Regions from separate parts of the Homo sapiens genome. Here region 2 is linked to region 1. The links are chromatin loops, found by intact Hi-C in ENCODE. Cell type or tissue: HCT116. All regions are shown on one strand. Links, peaks and the distances in the headings refer to the core of each region. The heading gives the core; the rest is flanking DNA.

What was found. Peaks named below come from ENCODE experiments on the same cell type or tissue, not always from the same donor. Only the 100,000 strongest peaks of a DNase experiment are listed, where the experiment ranks them.
Region 2: it touches region 1 in a loop (7-fold over the local background); 1 of 110 quality-filtered maps calls a loop at or near these places.

The regions. Positions count from the first base shown.
Region 1 is chr10:112,952,634-112,961,082 of GRCh38, forward strand. The region is part of intron 3 of TCF7L2 (transcription factor 7 like 2); the gene reads left to right. Among named protein-coding and RNA genes, the nearest start is that of TCF7L2, 6.6 kb to the left of the region's middle. RefSeq lists an enhancer at 4,867-5,501. In HCT116, for the core only: no CTCF peak of the experiment used is centred there; DNase peaks (open chromatin) are centred at 3,613 and 5,859; H3K4me3 peaks cover 5,000 bases; H3K27ac peaks cover 5,000 bases.
Region 2 is chr10:112,532,549-112,540,997 of GRCh38, forward strand. VTI1A (vesicle transport through interaction with t-SNAREs 1A) reads left to right here. Exons shown (of 8, transcript NM_145206.4): 5 at 5,698-5,782. Among named protein-coding and RNA genes, the nearest start is that of VTI1A, 90 kb to the left of the region's middle. In HCT116, for the core only: no CTCF peak of the experiment used is centred there; DNase peaks (open chromatin) are centred at 4,293 and 6,973; H3K4me3 peaks cover 741 bases; H3K27ac peaks cover 5,000 bases.

The DNA of each region.
Region 1 (8,449 bases), core at 1,094-6,093:
GCGGGCTCAAGGAGGTGCGGGGGCCGAGGGAGGCTGGGGCGCCTCTCCTTCAAGGGAGTGGGCCGCCGATCGCCGGCCACCCAACTTTGGGGGCCCCAGGGCAGCGCGGGGTGCCGGGCTCGGGGGGCGCTTCCTGCAGGGTCGGTCCCGCGCCCAACCCTGACATTTGTTAATACGGCTCATCCCCTCCCCCACCGGCCTGTGCCCCCTGCCCTCACCCTGAACCCCCTCCTCCTCATCCCTCCCTCCCTCTTCTAAGAAGCCTGGATTACGAATCCCTGGACGCAAGACGCATTTGTGCCCGGCTTCCCGGTATTGTCATTTTACACCTTCTCCAGTTTGGTCCCCTACCCCTTATTTACACACACGACTTTTGTTTTTTCTTTTTCGGTAACTCTAGATAGCAATTTGAAATAATGCACCCACTGTTCAGCAGCCATGGATTCGGTGCTAATGGCCGAGGGCTTGCCGGACGGGAGTCGATCAGATCTACAAGTGTTTTTAAGCATTAAAATATTAACTATCAGGTTTGACTTGCTTTTTTGGGCCCTGGCAAAATGGCAAGGGCATGCTAGACCGGTCATTTTTTTTATGGCTAGGGAAGAGAAATAATTATTCCCCCCCTGCCCGGCGCCCAGACATGCTTGGGAAGCTGGGAGAGCGGTTCGGCTCAACCCCCTTCTCCAGGGCCAGTTCCACCAGGCTGCAGGGGCCGCGCTCTGGGCTTGCAGCTGTAGGGGAAGCACAGTTCGCTTACTTTGTATTTTTCTTGGGAGCTTGTGGGGCATCTTAAACGGGACCGTTCGGCTCAGAATCGCAGTGTTCGCCTACCAATAAACCGGACCAAGCAACATTCCAAAGAATCCCTGAGAATTTCTGCCTCTCCTCCCCTCCCCCTTCCGATGGAAACCTCCCTGGTATTATTTTAAAATCCACTTAACCATCTGAATATTGAGCTTTGATGGCGGGCTTGCTAGCTTTCTTGACTCTTTTTAAACTCGCTGTCTGATACTGGCAATCTTGCCATCCCTTCTCAAACTTGAGCAGTTGTGTTGTCTTGTAATTAGCAAACAGGGAAATTGCTAAAGGCAAATAAATGATTTCCCGGTGAGAAAAGGAAGGCTCCCAATGATCGGTCCCTTTTGTGGGCATTATAGGAATAGACGGCGTCTAGTTATTTTAATTGTGGACATAGCGGGTGGCCTGGTGCTGTGACATCAGATTGAGTCTCAGAACACATTTCTGAACTCAGTAGGCAGTTTTAGTACTTACATGTCAAACACCAGCAGACATCTTTGTGTACACTGCCCCTTCGTCCTTCCTCCCTGTTACCTGGGTTAGATTATGTGCTCCAAAATTAAAGTTATTTATTTAGGCTGGTCAGCAGAGCAGTGGAAATGAGGATGGTAGGCTGTTGTGTGTCATTCCTGACGTCTTCAATCAGAAGGCCAGCTTGCAATCCAGATTTGATACAGCTGCGGGAGGAATGGAGGAATGCATAGGCAAGATAGCGGGCTTCCCATACTCTTCTGAAATCCTTAGTGTTTTATAGGGTGTGTTTTTAATGGCAAGGTGTAAAGACAAATTTCGCTGTATGCTTTATTATTTTCCCTTTGCTCCTTGGTGGCGGTGATTTTTGCTACATTTTCTGTTACTTATGGTGTACCTGTAAGCAGCTGCATCCTTTAAAAAGCAAACTCTCTGGAACCCTGATTTCTGCTTTTTTATTTAAGAATGTAAAGAATTAGAGAGTATCATTAAATCGGCTTATGATGAATAATACATTATCTCAAGAATAATGCTTTAATTGCTGAAGACACCATAAAGCTTGATAGTAATAATTTTATTTTAAAATGACAAAGATTTCTGCATAATATTAATTTAGTCTTTGATTCAGTAATAGGAATGGCTTTTAAAAAGACAGATTCAGATACAAAACTGCATTAAGGAGAGGTCTAGTTAAGTAGATGGGAAGTGTTAGAACTGCAAATATTAGAACTGTGGTAACATTTGTATATTAAAGATAAGAATACTGTAACCTATTAAAGTTGATTGGAAAAAGTAGTTTTACATTTCTTTTTCCCTCCTGGCAAAGTGGAAATAGGAATATGGTGGTTGAAATTCCAGTTAGGTTTGAAATTTCTTTTTAAGGACTTGATTATTCGAGCCCTTGCATCTTCTCTTATCCAAAGTTATTTGCTTTTCAACCGAGCTCTTTGCTACTAGGTTGAACAGATAAATAAGCTGCATCTTGAATTCATTTTTGAACTTGGAATCCAGCATTTAAAGGAAACCGAGAGGGGCCTATTCATTGGGATTTTATTTAGCCGGGCAACTTCTCTTTCTGGCTTGTGAAAAATGGACGTTTTTTCCTCACTGAAACAACATAATCCTTTCTAATACAAAAGATTTAGACCTTGGAGTGTGAAGGGTTAATGGTGGTCCTTCCCAGTTGTCCTCCCACCCCCCCACCTCACCCCTGATTGTTTTGACAACACTTTTCAAAGTGTGACATTCCAAGCCCCTACATAACAATGTAATATTACTGTAATTACACAGGTCATTACATTTTAAATAGAGAACAATAAAATGCTTATCGCCCTGAAAAAGAACAGGTGTTCTTACCCTTCTTTGGTATTTATGCTAATTGTTTTTCATCTCCTTCAGAAATATTTATGGCGAACATGTTTAGATTTCAATCTCAATGCAACCGTATTAATTCCATGCTAATCTTTATAGGTTGGGGTTTAATGTCTGCAGTATGGATTATAGGCTCAACATTCACCCAATAAGTCATATTTTAATGATTATAAATTAAATATGCCAGCGCTTTCCACTTTGTTGATATTGAAACTTTCTGAAATCCCAGAAACAAACTCAGGCATTTGGGAGCCTAACGAGCTTATCTGGAAGACGTGTTTTTGGAAACTTTTGACTGTTTAAGGGAAGGAGCTTTGACTGATGCCCTCTGTGTCTGATTGAGAAAGAGTTTTTTGAGGAAAACAATCCTCGTTCTTGCTAGGAGTTCTTCACCTTGATTTTAATTTTACTGATAGGGATTTCATTTAGAGTCATTGCTGGAAGTTGGTCAGCTTTCTGTTTCTTAGCAAGCTGTGAAAAAGTTACCGGAAGGTTTCCAGGGGCTTGCAGATCAAGAATGCTGTTCTGTTTGCCGTGCTGGATCGCTGCAGTTCTGCACGCCATTGAAAAAAATATTTGCTTTAGAAAACTAGCATTTTAATAGTTGCACCAGAGGCTGTGCTTTTAAAGATTACAGTAGAAGTCTTTCCAGGTTTCGAATGCCTCCTTACATCCCACGAGGTGCCCCTGGCTGTGTGCAAAAAGTGCCTAGATTTCTCGGTGGAGAAATCCTGGTGCAACTTCTCTTACACACGTGCAGTGGGTAAACTAGAAGGTATCTAAGAGGATTTTACATTTTGTCAGATGTTTCACAACAGGCCCCCCTGAATCACATTAAAAATGCACTGTAGAGAAAGGACAGCTGCAAATTTTTGTGTGGACGCGTGTTTCTGGACCATGACTAAAACTCCGAGGACCTTTCCCCCAGCTGTCTGGAAGTTATGTGGAAGTTGGTTTATTGGCAGTTAAGTATGAGACAACCTGGATTTAGCAAATGCTCTCTCCTGCACAGGAAGTAGATGACATTATATTGGGGGAAGGGAGGAGATTTCAGGCAAGGAGTGATTTACCTTTTTTTTTTTTTTTTTTTTTTTAAATGCTGGAGTTGCCAAATAAATAAGCACTTTCCAGGGAAGTAAGTGTAAGCTTTTTAGTCTTGGTGAGTGGCATTAGATAATATCTTTGACTGCATTTATAATTCTTTTGAGGTGACACATTTTAAAGTTTGGAAAAGGAGGCTGAACCAAATTCTTGAGGGTCTTATTTTCAAAGGGGTGTGTGATGTGGGCATCTGAGTTTCTTCTGGGAGTGAATATTGGCAACTATGTAAGTAAATCTTCAACTCTGACTTATAATTGAGCACATTTGTGAAGGAAATGGTTAATTTTACAACCAAAGGCAAACTCGCACCTCGACAGGTCTGCTGAAAGAAATGTGCCCCAGTCTTTTTGCTGGCAAGCGCACCACCAGGTCATAAATCCACAGGCTTTATTTACAGCCCATAACACTTATGAATGTTAAGATATTTGACGCCACGTTGGCCTTATAATATTCAAGGTCCGCAGACATTGGCAGTAGCTCAGATTTCTCTCACTAATTATAAGCAATGAGATGGGGGGAGGTGGTGGTATCCTAATGCAAATGCTGCCCTCCCTTCTCCGCTGACCCCCACCTCTACAATCTTGAGTTTACTGAGACAGACGCCACCACTCCTTTGGCAGCTGACTTGTACGTTTCCTCTAGGCTATTGTTATACACATTTATAAAGAGCACTTTCAGGAATGGAAATTCAGTGGGGGCTCTGCACAGATGCCTTTTTCAAAAGCAAAGTTGCTCTAGGTGTTTGCATCTTTTCCCTTTTCTTTTCTCCCTTTTTCCTTTCTTTCTCTTTTCTTAATTCCCCCCAACACCCCCACCTTTTTTTTTTTTTTTTTTTTTTTTTTGAGATTACATTGCCTATATTGTGCATTTTCCCCAGGAATACTTAAAGAAACCTGGTATGGGAGACGGCTCTTTAATTTATATGATGTTCCCCTGAGTGGAAGGGAAAATGTACACATTACATAGTACACTAGTTAAACTAGTTAACGTGAGAGTTTTTAAAAAAGTGAGATGAGGTGAAGAGAGTTGACTAAAAGAATATAATAGGTGAGGGGAAAAAAAATCCAGGTTTACACTGGGGATGGGAGGGCTGCTTATTTGTGAAAAATGTACTGGTATCTGCGGGAGGAGGCACAGAAAAGTAGCCAGAGGAGACAGAATAAATGCCTAAGAAAGATAAGAAAAGTATAATACAAGAGAACAAAGATTTGGGTTTGGGGGAATTGAAATTGGAGATTGGAAGTTTCCTTATGGAGGGGCGTGGGAGTACCCTGGGCTGGGCTATTAAAAAGGGATATTGCTTTGCTCAGCAAAGATGGGCTGCGATCCCTTCATTACCCAGGGTGTTCTACCTAGCCACAGATGTGTTTCCTATCAGTTACTGTGTAAGCATCTGAGGGTGAGGCATTATCTGTGGTGGAGACTGGAGTGTGAGAGAGAAGGCCAGTTGTCCTGCTGATTTTAATTTATGTTGAAAAAGTGGGCTGTTCTGGTGTATTACAAACTGACTACGCGGTATAAGGAGGAAGTGAGATTCAAAGGTGTTTGCCAGGCCAGGAGAGATGATGGCTCTCATTTCTGACTGGATCCTTCCTTCCATCCAACCCAAACTTAAAGACCCAGGCCGAAAGGTTTTCTTTTCTAATCAATGGCATGCAGAAACTTACTAGCCCTCAGGGATAGATATGAATCCCTAAACAGCTCATTACAAAGAAGGGGCTGTGGGATCTTTGAACGGGTTATCAGCCGAGGTGTTCTTTGCTTTTCCCAAGATAGGTTTTTTCTCCTTAGGCACATCTGATTTCGGGCTAGTAATTCGACCTGTTATATTTTATTCTTTTTGTCATGCAGTAGCCCCAACCAGGTCGGTCTACGGAGGAAGGAATGGCCAGGAGTGGCATCAGCCCTGAAGGAGTTAAAATTGCTCCCTAAAGTTTGGCATCATGAAAATAAATTTGAGGCCTGGTAGGCATTAGCAGGGCACAGCACATTTACAGAGCTTAATTAGTACGCACTGTAATTGTTCATGGTCTGCCAGAAGAAGTAATGTTCAGGAAAAGTGGAGTCCCTCTCTTGCAGTCTTCAGCTTGAAACCGATAAATCACTTGCATATTTGTGTAGTGATTCAAATGGAGCTAAGACCTCTCCCATCCCAACATGTGGTAAATTGTAAAGTCAATGAATTGCAGATGTAGGCTACAGTGAGATTCTCTAAGAAAATGCAGAATGAATGGGAAAGAGTGACGCTATAAATATTTACTGAGAAGATAACTAGATTCCTTCGTGCTGGGCCAATTATGATGTACTAAAATATATTAGTAAAATGCTTAAAAAATTGAGAGGATTTGTGTGGGTCTTTGGGTGGGTTGGTTTGTTTTGGAAAGTGAAATAAAAGGCACTATGTTGTTGTCGTGTCAGTTTTATTAAGCCTGAATCACAATGGCATACCCAGGGAAGGACACATGAAACCCACATTAATGCAAATTAATTCGTTATGAGTTGCAGCACTGCGACTGCTAAGTGGAGTAATGATGGGGCATCATTTTAAGAGTTTTAGTGTAGCAACTTTTAATGAAAAATGCTGTGTTAGGAACATGTCTCAGCACTTCAGCCCACGTGTTTTTCTATATGCTAGAAATATGTTTTGTACAAGAGCAGGAAACTTGATTCACTTTATTTTTTCCCCCAGACAGTTTAAGAGCTTTAATTATGTTTTGACGTTGAAAGAAAATCATCTAGTTTTTCTCAAAAATCAACCCAGAAATGCCCATCACCATAAAGAAGTTCAAGCTCAACTTTTTTTTTTTGCGAGACTTTGCAGCACAAAGTGGAGAAACGATGAACATAGCATTTCCCCGCAGACCTACAGATAAAACTTTCTTGAAGCGACTTTTTCCCCTTTTTTTCTTCTTAGAGAATTTTGGTCTCAGGCAATGTTGCAAGTCAATACTTCTTTCCCCAAATGTGAGTAGGTGGATACGTATAGAAGCTGTAAAAGTTAATGATCGTTCTCTGACTCATAGCTGATGGTTTCAGGTTGAGGAAAAGAAAAATTAATGAGGGTAAATAGACATTTGATGGAACATTGAGACAGTAGGAGAGATTGTTCTTGTGTCTAAAGGCATGCATTTTGTTGCAGCAGAATTTCTGAGGCAGAATGCCAGGAAGTGAAAGGGGATGCTGTCGTTAAGTTATTGTTTAGGGATGGTACAAATGTTCAGTGTCTAGATCTCTGCAGGAATGTTTAAGCTCAAGTACCAGGCAATGCTGGTTTTGCCTTTTCTCTTGAAGTCAGAGGCCCCCCTTGGTACTTTTTATAAGGGCAGGCAGTCACCCAAAGTCTTGGTCAAAAGTTTATTTCCCATTAAATGTAAAAGGCTCTCAACACAGGACTGGGGGCAGTGGGGTAGGGGAAGCTGGGCTTATAATGGCCTGTGGTTGCTCAAATGACTAATGACCTAAGAAAAGGTCTTAGGTATACTAAAAAAAAGTATTTTGTTTCTTAAGGTAATTACATGGAAATTAGATTTCAAGTGGCTCATGGTAGCAGCTACAGGGTAGAGAGGAAAGTGGACCAAAAAAACTAACACCTCCTAGGAAATGATCTGTTTTTTTTTTTAATATAGATAAGAGAAAGCCAGGTGATTCATAAAACTGAAAATAAAGTAAATGTTCCACCTCTTCCCAATTTAGCAGGACGAATAGGCATCAAAAATTAATGTGCATCATGTTAGAAGTTAGCTTAGTGCTGGAAAAACCAACAGAGGATTTCAATTGTTTTAATTGTCTTTGAGGAGGAGATTCCTGTGGTTGAAAAAAGCTGTTTCCCATTCCATGTCTGGGTATCTCTGATGTTTTGCATATCAGAAACATCAAATTTAGAGCCCAGTAGTGATTAGAAATAAGATGAAGAATCTAGATATGATGATAATAAGGGAAGGGGTTAATCTTAAAATGTTGGTCTTTACATTGCTGAAGAATTTTGCAAGCCTGTGCTGAGAACTGCCGAGTCTTCACCGTTCTTCCTCTGGACAAGTGAGGGCTGAGGCATTTGTGGGTAGTAGAATGGGGGATGGGCTTGGTCACTGATTTTTGTTGAGAGCTTCATGGGAAGCAATGAAATGGAAAATACGCTGGAGTTCTCATCTGGTGACTCCCTGGGTACTCCAGGCAGGGAAGTGCCATTTTGAAGGTGTGAGGCACAGCCAGGTGAGAGCAGCCATGTTTGCCGGATGAGGAAATGATGTGGAGTGGTCTTGGAGCACTCCTGGTGACTGGTGCAGGACAGTCCCAAGAGATGAGGCAGATGGGAACCTGTTTTTTTTTTTTTGAGATGGAGTTTCGCTCTTGTTTTCCAGGCCGGAGTGCAGTGGTGCGATCTTGGCTCACTGTAGCCTCTGCCTTCCCGGCTCAAGCAATTCTCCTGCCTCAGCCTCCCGAGTAGCTGGGATTATAGGCGCACACCACCATGCTGGGCTAATTTTATTTTTGTATTTTTAGTGGAGATGGTGTTTCGCCATCTTGGCCAGGCTGGTCTGGAACTCCTGTCCTCAGATGATCCGGCCTCCTCGGCCTCCCAAAATGCTGGGATTACAGGCGCGAGCCATTGCGCCCAGCCTGGGAACCTGGTTTTTATTTTATTTTATTATTATTTTTTGAGACGGAGTTTTGCTCTTGTTGCCCAGGCTGGAGTGCAATGCCTAGATCT
Region 2 (8,449 bases), core at 2,295-7,294, 420 kb before region 1:
CACAATGAGCCAGATATATGGTTATATATTTTAGTTCCTAAAGAGTTAAACAGCTTGTTTTATCTGTTATATTTAAGGTAAATAGAAAAATGTTCTAAATAAGAGAATTAAAATGTTATCATAGGATAATTTACTAAGAAGTAAGGAGTGATTTTTTATTTGACTTTAGTGAAAACAAAACTGCAATATAAATGAAGTAAGAGCTCATTGCCAGTTTACAATATGAAGAAAATTGAAAACTGAAGAAATCATTCAAAAATTAAAATGAAAACATGCCACATGATTGTGGTAGCCTCTTAAGCAAAATAAAAATGTAGAAATTGACTCTTACATACACAGAAGTTCATATGATCGTGAATTTTTGATACTATGATCTAAATAAGTATTATCTCTCCTGGCATACTTTATTTTCTATTAAAATAACATTACTTCCAAATGCAGTCTTATTACTAGAGTGGGTACAAGTATAACATTAACTAACATAATAGTTTGTTGTTTTAAATACTTACTGGAACCAAAGCATGAGCTATTAATCATTTTCATTTGTAGGTAAAATCTGAAATCAGTTGTCAAGATTCCAAATAGGGAAACATCCTGAAAACTTGTATATACAAAACCTCTTCAATGGTACATTCTTAGAAGAGAGGAACAGTAAACTTGTTTTCTTTCTTTATAATATAGACTTCTATGAAGTCGTTCCCCTTTATTTCATGATGGTGTCTTAGATGTACTTTAAAAGAGAATTTCACACTATTCTCTTTGTTTAATGTGACAGTGTGAGAAAGTGATCTTTATTCGTTCAAAAAACTCTGCATGTAGTCTATGTTTAGGTTCTTTTAATGTGTTTGTCTGTGATTTTTAAATGCTAAACATGTAAACAGATAAATTGTCAATGTTAATTCTGTATCCTGTCAGACAACTGATCTTTCTTTCCTGCCATTTCTTTCCTTTTTATCTTTTTTTTGTGCATTCATGTTGCAGTTGATAAAATTACGTGAAGAGGTGAGTACTTCCTAGCTTCTTTTTTTTTTTTAATTCTGCTTTTCCCTATAAAATTGAGTTTTTAAATCTGAAGTGGATCTTTGGATTTGTTTTTCCAGGTAAATCTATACATAGCAAAAAGTATCATTTATATTGTTCAGAAATCTTTTCTGCTCACCATCTTTTAAAACACAACTATATCCTAATCATGCTTATCTCAGGGATCATTGTTCTTTGTTGGAACTGGGACAAAGTTAATACTTTAAAGGCCAAAAAAAAGGAGGAATAATAAAGGAATATCTTAAAACTCTACCTGAGTGTAGTTTTATTGTAGGCTGTAACTTCAAGTTTATTTATGTAGTTTCTCAAAGAAGCTAGTATGATTTTTTTTTTCTAACATTCTGATTTACTTTACTGTAAACTGTTCTTAAATAAACTCCTTTCCCCCACCCAAAATTATTGGGTTTAACATAAGACACCATGGATGTATTATCCTTTTGGGGAAACACACATATGTTATAAATGCCCTGCTACTCTGTGTACATAGATACCTAAGAATAGCCAAAGCTTTCGTCATTGTTAAACACTTTGCTTTTTGTAGCATGCAGCACCCAAGTGAGTTCTCATTTTTCTGAGTTTGCTGGACTGTTTCATAATGCAACTCCAGATTTTTTTGTGTGTGGCTCAGCAAATATTTACTGCAATGTTTATAATTGTATCCTTGTATTAATGAGGGATGCTGAATAATTCTATTTTTAAAAAATTAAGTCAAACATATCAAACATGCTTTGGTACTCTTTTTTAGAGATAGTCATATTTTTTATTTAGTAAGATTGGGTTTTATTTTTCTATTAAGACATAATGGCCTATATTGCAATTTAAAAATTGTCTAATTGCTTATAGTATAGAGTAGTATGAATTACTTTTGAGTTTAATTTGACTGCATTGATTGAGAATTCTCTAGAATTTTTTTTATTGGTATGTCATCATTCTCTAGGTGATACAGATGTTAATTTAGAAGCTTCTAGATAGTGTTTTTCAACAACTCTTTGAATTTAAGATGCATTACTGATGTCCTCCCTCAGAAAAAGTAATAATGATATATAAAATGAAGGGGAAAAATATACAAAAACCCTCGCCCTCCAACCTTTTTGTGTTTTTTATCTTCCCTACAGGGGAGCAGTTGTATATATACACTAAATGAATATAATCAGTTGCAGTTTTGATGTATAAGATTATTCTTGAGGTGAGGGATAACATAAATATTATTTTTCTGCAAGATAGAGTATGTGCTTGTTGTATTTGCATATATTCATGTTTAGGTGAAGAATCTGAATTTTCAAATGTTAATGGAACTAACAATTGACTTGAAAACCTCTATACGAAGAAACTACGTGAAGCCCTTGCCCCTGAATTTAAGCAATGAGTATTGTTTATGTATTAAATTGTGGCTTATTGCAATCAACATTTTTGACAGAAGATTTATTTTTGTTAAGCCTAATTGTGTCAAATTAGAAGTCTTAATTCCAAAAACTTAAAGCATCACGTCTGCATTTCTTTTAAAATATTTTTTATTTTTGTTTGATGGCTTATTTCTTTTCTTATGCCTGTAGCAGCAGTTTCATCAGTTATGATTCTGGAATTCATGTTTCTGAAACTGTAACATGTAATTGAATTATAATTGGAAAAATTAGATTAATCAACTAACAGAATAATATACTCTGAAATATTCTTTTAACAGTCTTTGATATAGATCTAGCATTGATATTTATAGACTAGATTACAGTGATGATGCTGCATTGGTATATGGCTTGCTGAGGAGTGATTATTTCTCAGTTGGGATTCTAATAGTAATCATAGAGAGAATGTTACCCCCATGTTTCTTAACTTGCAACTGTGCTAAGAAGACAAGCACTCAGCTGCTCCAAAATGTGTTTTGTTTCGCTTGGAAACAAAAATATGCCCCTTCTCTTCCTTGTGTTGCTCTTTCTGGGCTCAGTTTTGGAAAGGGAGCATGCTTGGAGGCAGGGTTGTAGTGCATAGGGAGCTGATCTGGTGTTGGCTCTGCCGAGCTCCGTTTGAATCCTACATCTCCAGCTCTCCACATTGCGCAGCTCCTCACACAAGTTGAGCTCTGTCTGAAGCTCCTGCACAGCTTCACTTACCTGCTTTGAAAAGGGCTGAGAAGAGGGTGAGAGAATGAGTTTGGGATGGAGTGTGGGGGCAAGTTGAAAGCATCAGCTGCTACTGTAGTGTATTTCCTTTCATTTACAGAGACCAGGGCAATGTACAACTAAGGGAACAATGTAAATAGTGCAGCTGTTTCAAGAACTTGATTTTAGTTTGACTTAAGTGAAGAGGTTCCAAAATAGAAAGTGAAATCCTGCTGTAAAGCTGCTGATAAACTGATAGTCCTCTTGTGTGCAGATTTACTCTGATAAAATTGAACTGTTCTGAAGAAGAGTTACTTCTATTATTCAGTAATATACATATTTTTAAAGGTCTTTCAGAAATTTTGCTATTATAACCATGAAATCCCCCTAGTTATTTTACATTTAAATGCTTTATTTCCTACATTAAATATTATTATAAAAGTGGAAGTCCATTTCCAGTATTGATCTTTGTTTTTTTGTAAATCTCTAATAACTAAATGTTTTCTTTTAATTTTGGGATTTCATCCAATATGAAAATGAACCAAAGATATTTGTTGTCTTATTCTGGATTAAAATTCAGATTTACTTTTGATTTCACAGATCTGATTGATATCTTTTTAGAGAATCACCAGTTTGCAGTTAAGTCCTTTGTTAAGGTAGAAAACAATTTTCAAGGAAGGGAAGAGCAATCCTTACTCCCAGAACCTGCACATAGGGAAACTTAGGAATAAGAAAGCTATTTTTGACAAGCCTTAGTAAAGTGTTTAATTTTATTTAAAAATAGTCATCAATGCCAGACACACAGAGCTCCCCTTTCTCTTCTTTTTCTTAATTACAGCCTTCAGTGATTTTGCTTTTTAATGATACAAGAAGCTTTCCTCTCTGTTTTATTTATTTATATTTATATTTTTTTTTTGCAGAGGGAGGGGACAATTTTTCTCTTAATATCTCTGCTGTACATTGGACGACTCTATTAATTATGATAGACTGTTGTTGCAGCTTCCTGACCTTCACATCAGGTCCTATCTCTCTGTTCTAAATGCATTGTTTTAATGATTCTCACCCCCCCACCCTTCCCCCCAAAAAAATTTCAAGGAAAGCTTTGATGTGGCTTTAGCTGCCTCCAACGTCTGGCCGCATCTCAGATGTGTCACCTATGCCGGGAGGGAATAAGGAAATCACGTTGTGAATGGTAATGATAACATACTAATCACTTCCTTTCTTTGAAGATGGAAGCGAGATATTCTGTCAGCATCCCTGGCTGCTAGAGCTTGGAGGCACTGGTCTAGGTGTATTAGCTTAAGTGTGCATGTCAATACAGCTTGCATCTCCAAGATCCATGGGGGCTCATTAGAGCAAGGTAGATCGTTTCGCTCGACAGCCACTCAGATAATATGTGTGGCACCTCCTTTTTTATTATTATTAGAAAGCATTTCTCCAATTTTAAATGACATCTGTCAACAACACAAAGTTGTAGGAGTTGTGGTTGTGTTTTTTCTTTCTTTTTGACCAGATACCAAAACTGATTTGAGAAGGGAAGATATTAACGTATGCAGATACATGTATGCATGTACACACACACGCACACACACACAGATACATACATTTATATATTTCTAAGTATCTAGGTATATATATATATATATATATATATATCTGTATCAGTTTTTATCCATTCATAGCCATGATTAGATTATAAATCTGTTTGGCAACCTGAATAGATCTAATGTATGATCATTATGGTTACAAAAAAAATCAACAACAACCATCTCAATGGAGGAAAGAAAGTTTAGAAGCTGAGGATTTGAAGAAAATCCTCTAATTTCCCCATCAGATAAATATAAAAGAGGTATATATAATTACTGTAAATTTAGTTCACAGTCTAAAGCACTGTGTGTTAAAATATCAACATCAATCTACATAGTGCCATATATTTAGGAACAAATGCACAATATTGTACATCTATGTAAATGGAGAAACATGTGTCTCTTGTTTCTTAGTGTTGCCTCCAGTTGTCTGAAAAGTAGAAGTGCTGTTTAGTATTCTGTCTTAGTAGCATATGCTGTTCTATATAGCATCTTGCTGCACATCCAAAATTATGGATCATTTTCTTACAAATAAAGTTCCTGTTTTAAAATTTCTATCTGCAAGAATCAAAGGAGCAAATGGATCTTTGAAATGATTGCATTTTATAAAAAATAAATACAAATAGGGAACGTAGATCTATGCAAGTATCTCATATATCCATCTCTGCTGAAACAGCAAAGATCCAGTTGGGTATGGTCTTCGTACTTTTCTCAGTATTTTGAAGTAAGATTCATTGTGGCCACATACAACACGAGTCTCCTTTTAAAAACACGAAGTGGATGGTCCATACGTGATTGCTGGAAATCTGTCTATGGTAGTGGTTCCTATAATGGAAAATTTGCTAAAAATTAACTGTAATGGGTTGCGAACCCCCCCACCCCATGTTAGGGCATACGAAGGCATTTTTTTTTTAAGGCAAAAAAAAGAACATTGTAGACGGCCGTCTGATTTTTTTTTCCCCCTTTTTCTTTTTCAGAGGGCACATCTGCTCGATAACACAGAGAGGCTGGAAAGGTCATCTCGGAGACTAGAGGCTGGATACCAAATAGCAGTGGAAACCGGTAAGAATTCTGAGAGTGAGCAAATTGTCTTGCTTATGCACAGCAGTCTTCACAACACATGACATTTCAGGGAAACTTCAAAGGAGTAGCAGAGACAGCAGCCCGAGATGTGGTTTACATATTGGGGAGACAATTGGGAGCTTATTTGCGCTTATCTTTTTTCAAGTTAAAAGGCATGACATCTACTGAAAACAGTTCCTGAGGTTTAAAAGTATACATCTGAAAAGAGATGGAATACTTTGTCTAAATTCTACATTTGTCTTAATATGCAGTTACATGTTGTCAGTTTACCCACCCGCAATGATTGCTAGCACATGGCGCAATCTCCAGTTTGCTCCTTTACGTTTTATTCACATATGTAAAAATTAACATTTTAATCAATCTAAATCATGTGAACTAGGGACAAAGAAATAACAATACCCACTTTACTTTGCATATTTGTCCTGGTGTTGGAAATGATTCCTAATAATCCTGTTTAAAAAAAAAAATCATGAATAGAGCCTATAATCAGATACGAAAATTATGAAAAAGTCATAGCAAGGAGTAAGGCTAATGTTCATGATAATCTTATTAGCATTAGTTAATGCTCTTCAAACTTTTGGTTTGAATTAATACCAGTTATTAATTTCAGAAAACATAATCTTAGTATGACTTCTAAAATCAGTCTACTTAAAATGAACATGCTTTTTTGTTATAAATGTTTCATGCAATGACTGTTTGTCTCCAGAGTAAATAAATATCCATTAACACCTTAGTAGTCATCAGTTTCTTACTGTTACTCTACGCTTTTTATTTTGTTTTGTCAAGCATAGATTGTAAATAATCTATTTTGTGTATTTTGGATAGCTCTTGCCCAATGTGTAAACCACAAAAATATGTAATCAACAATGTTTTTATCAATTTTTAAAGATTTAGAGTCATAGAAATGTTTATTTTGTAAGAACAGGTATGATGAAAATGATTCCAAATAATTTCTTTTATGAATGGCCAGTGTTTTTCTTGTCCTGTGTTCATGGCTGCCCTATATTGGTTGGTTAATGTGATGAATTCTAGGCAACCAAACAGGAAGAATACAAACAACTTTGGCATTATATTAATAGTGAAAAAACTAAAGAAAACCACAAACCTTCCCAGATTTAATAGTTATGGACAGCCCTTCATCCTGAGGTAATTGATAGATTGGCTTTCTGCCCGGATTGGAATAAAAGCCAGCTTTTGTGTGTTCTTTTTGTTTGGGAGCTCATCTTTAGAGGTGACTGTTCTTGGGAAGAATGTGAATAATGGAAAGAGCCTTGAACATGAAGTCAGAGGACCAGGCTTGGGTTCTAGCTCTTGTTTGTGTGACCTTGAGGAGATCACGTAACCTCGCTGAGCCTCAGTTTCTTCTTCAATAACATGGAAATAATATTGCCTATCTCCAAACATTCTTAAGAAAAAATGGTACATGTAAAAATGTTTTATATACCAAAAAACACATATACAAATATAAATATTATTATTATTGTGTGGTCATTGACGATCTACAGGCATTTATCTTTATCTCCTAGAAGATAACTTTTATTATGATTGAAATTTATAAATAGTAAAGGAATAGAAAACAAAATGTGTTACTTTGACAATCCTTGGGGAACATAGCACTGTGTCTATGGAATATGACCATAATCACAGGGACCTTCCTTGACAAAACATCCATTGGTCAGCCTCTTTCCACATGGGGCTGGTTCAGACTCAGGGGGTCTTCTCGTCGTGACACTGATCACAAGGCTTGCTTTGGTTGATTGGGCTACATACTTGTGTGTCTTTTTTTTCTTTCACTAAACTATTCATATAGCTCCCTCCCAAAGCTGAAAGAAGATCGCAGATACCAAAAGACTGTGTTTTGATCAAGGTTATTTGCTTGAATGGGATTTGATAGTTATTATTTTTGGTGTGTGCTAAAACATAACATCCACATCAAACTATCAACATAACCAACATGGAAATGTCAACTTAAGAGTGTCCTGTCAGCCTACCTCAGTCCCTTTGGACTTTTTAGTAAAATATTATGGTATTGAGTATGAAGTGTTATAAAATTAGATGTTGACTTGTCACATAAGGCTTGGGAACTTCTTGCAGAATACAAGACCAAGTCTGGGAGGATGGATAAGAATGGGCTTTGTGGAAGTAAAGACAGATGTGGCTCAGCCTGTACATGGACGGGAGTCATCATTGCTAATTTACTTTTGTGGATGAATTTGAAAGTGGAGTGGGAAATGAGAAGGCAGGGACAAAGCATTTTTCCTGCTCTTGCTACTTACTGAAGTAATGTGGAAGGAATACACTGGGGTGGGCACCATATTGCTTCGTATTTCCTGCTTCCCTACTGGTCCTCAGCCTAGTCATGGCTTGTCAATCCATAGCTCTGTGTTTTGACTGTGATGTAAATTTAGGATACTTACCATTTGTTAAAGTATCAGAACAGCATCTTTGGAAAGGAAAAACTTTCAGCACTTATTGATGTCTTCTTTTTAAAGACTATGGAATGCAAGGAGGAAGAGAGGTGGAAGAACTAGTATAACTTTTGAAACAGCACAAAACAGGGAAATGGCTTCCAGGTATTGGTCTGAGAGCCAGTTCTAGACCACAACAGTTTTCACCAGTGCACTGCAAAATGAGAAGAGAAGTAGA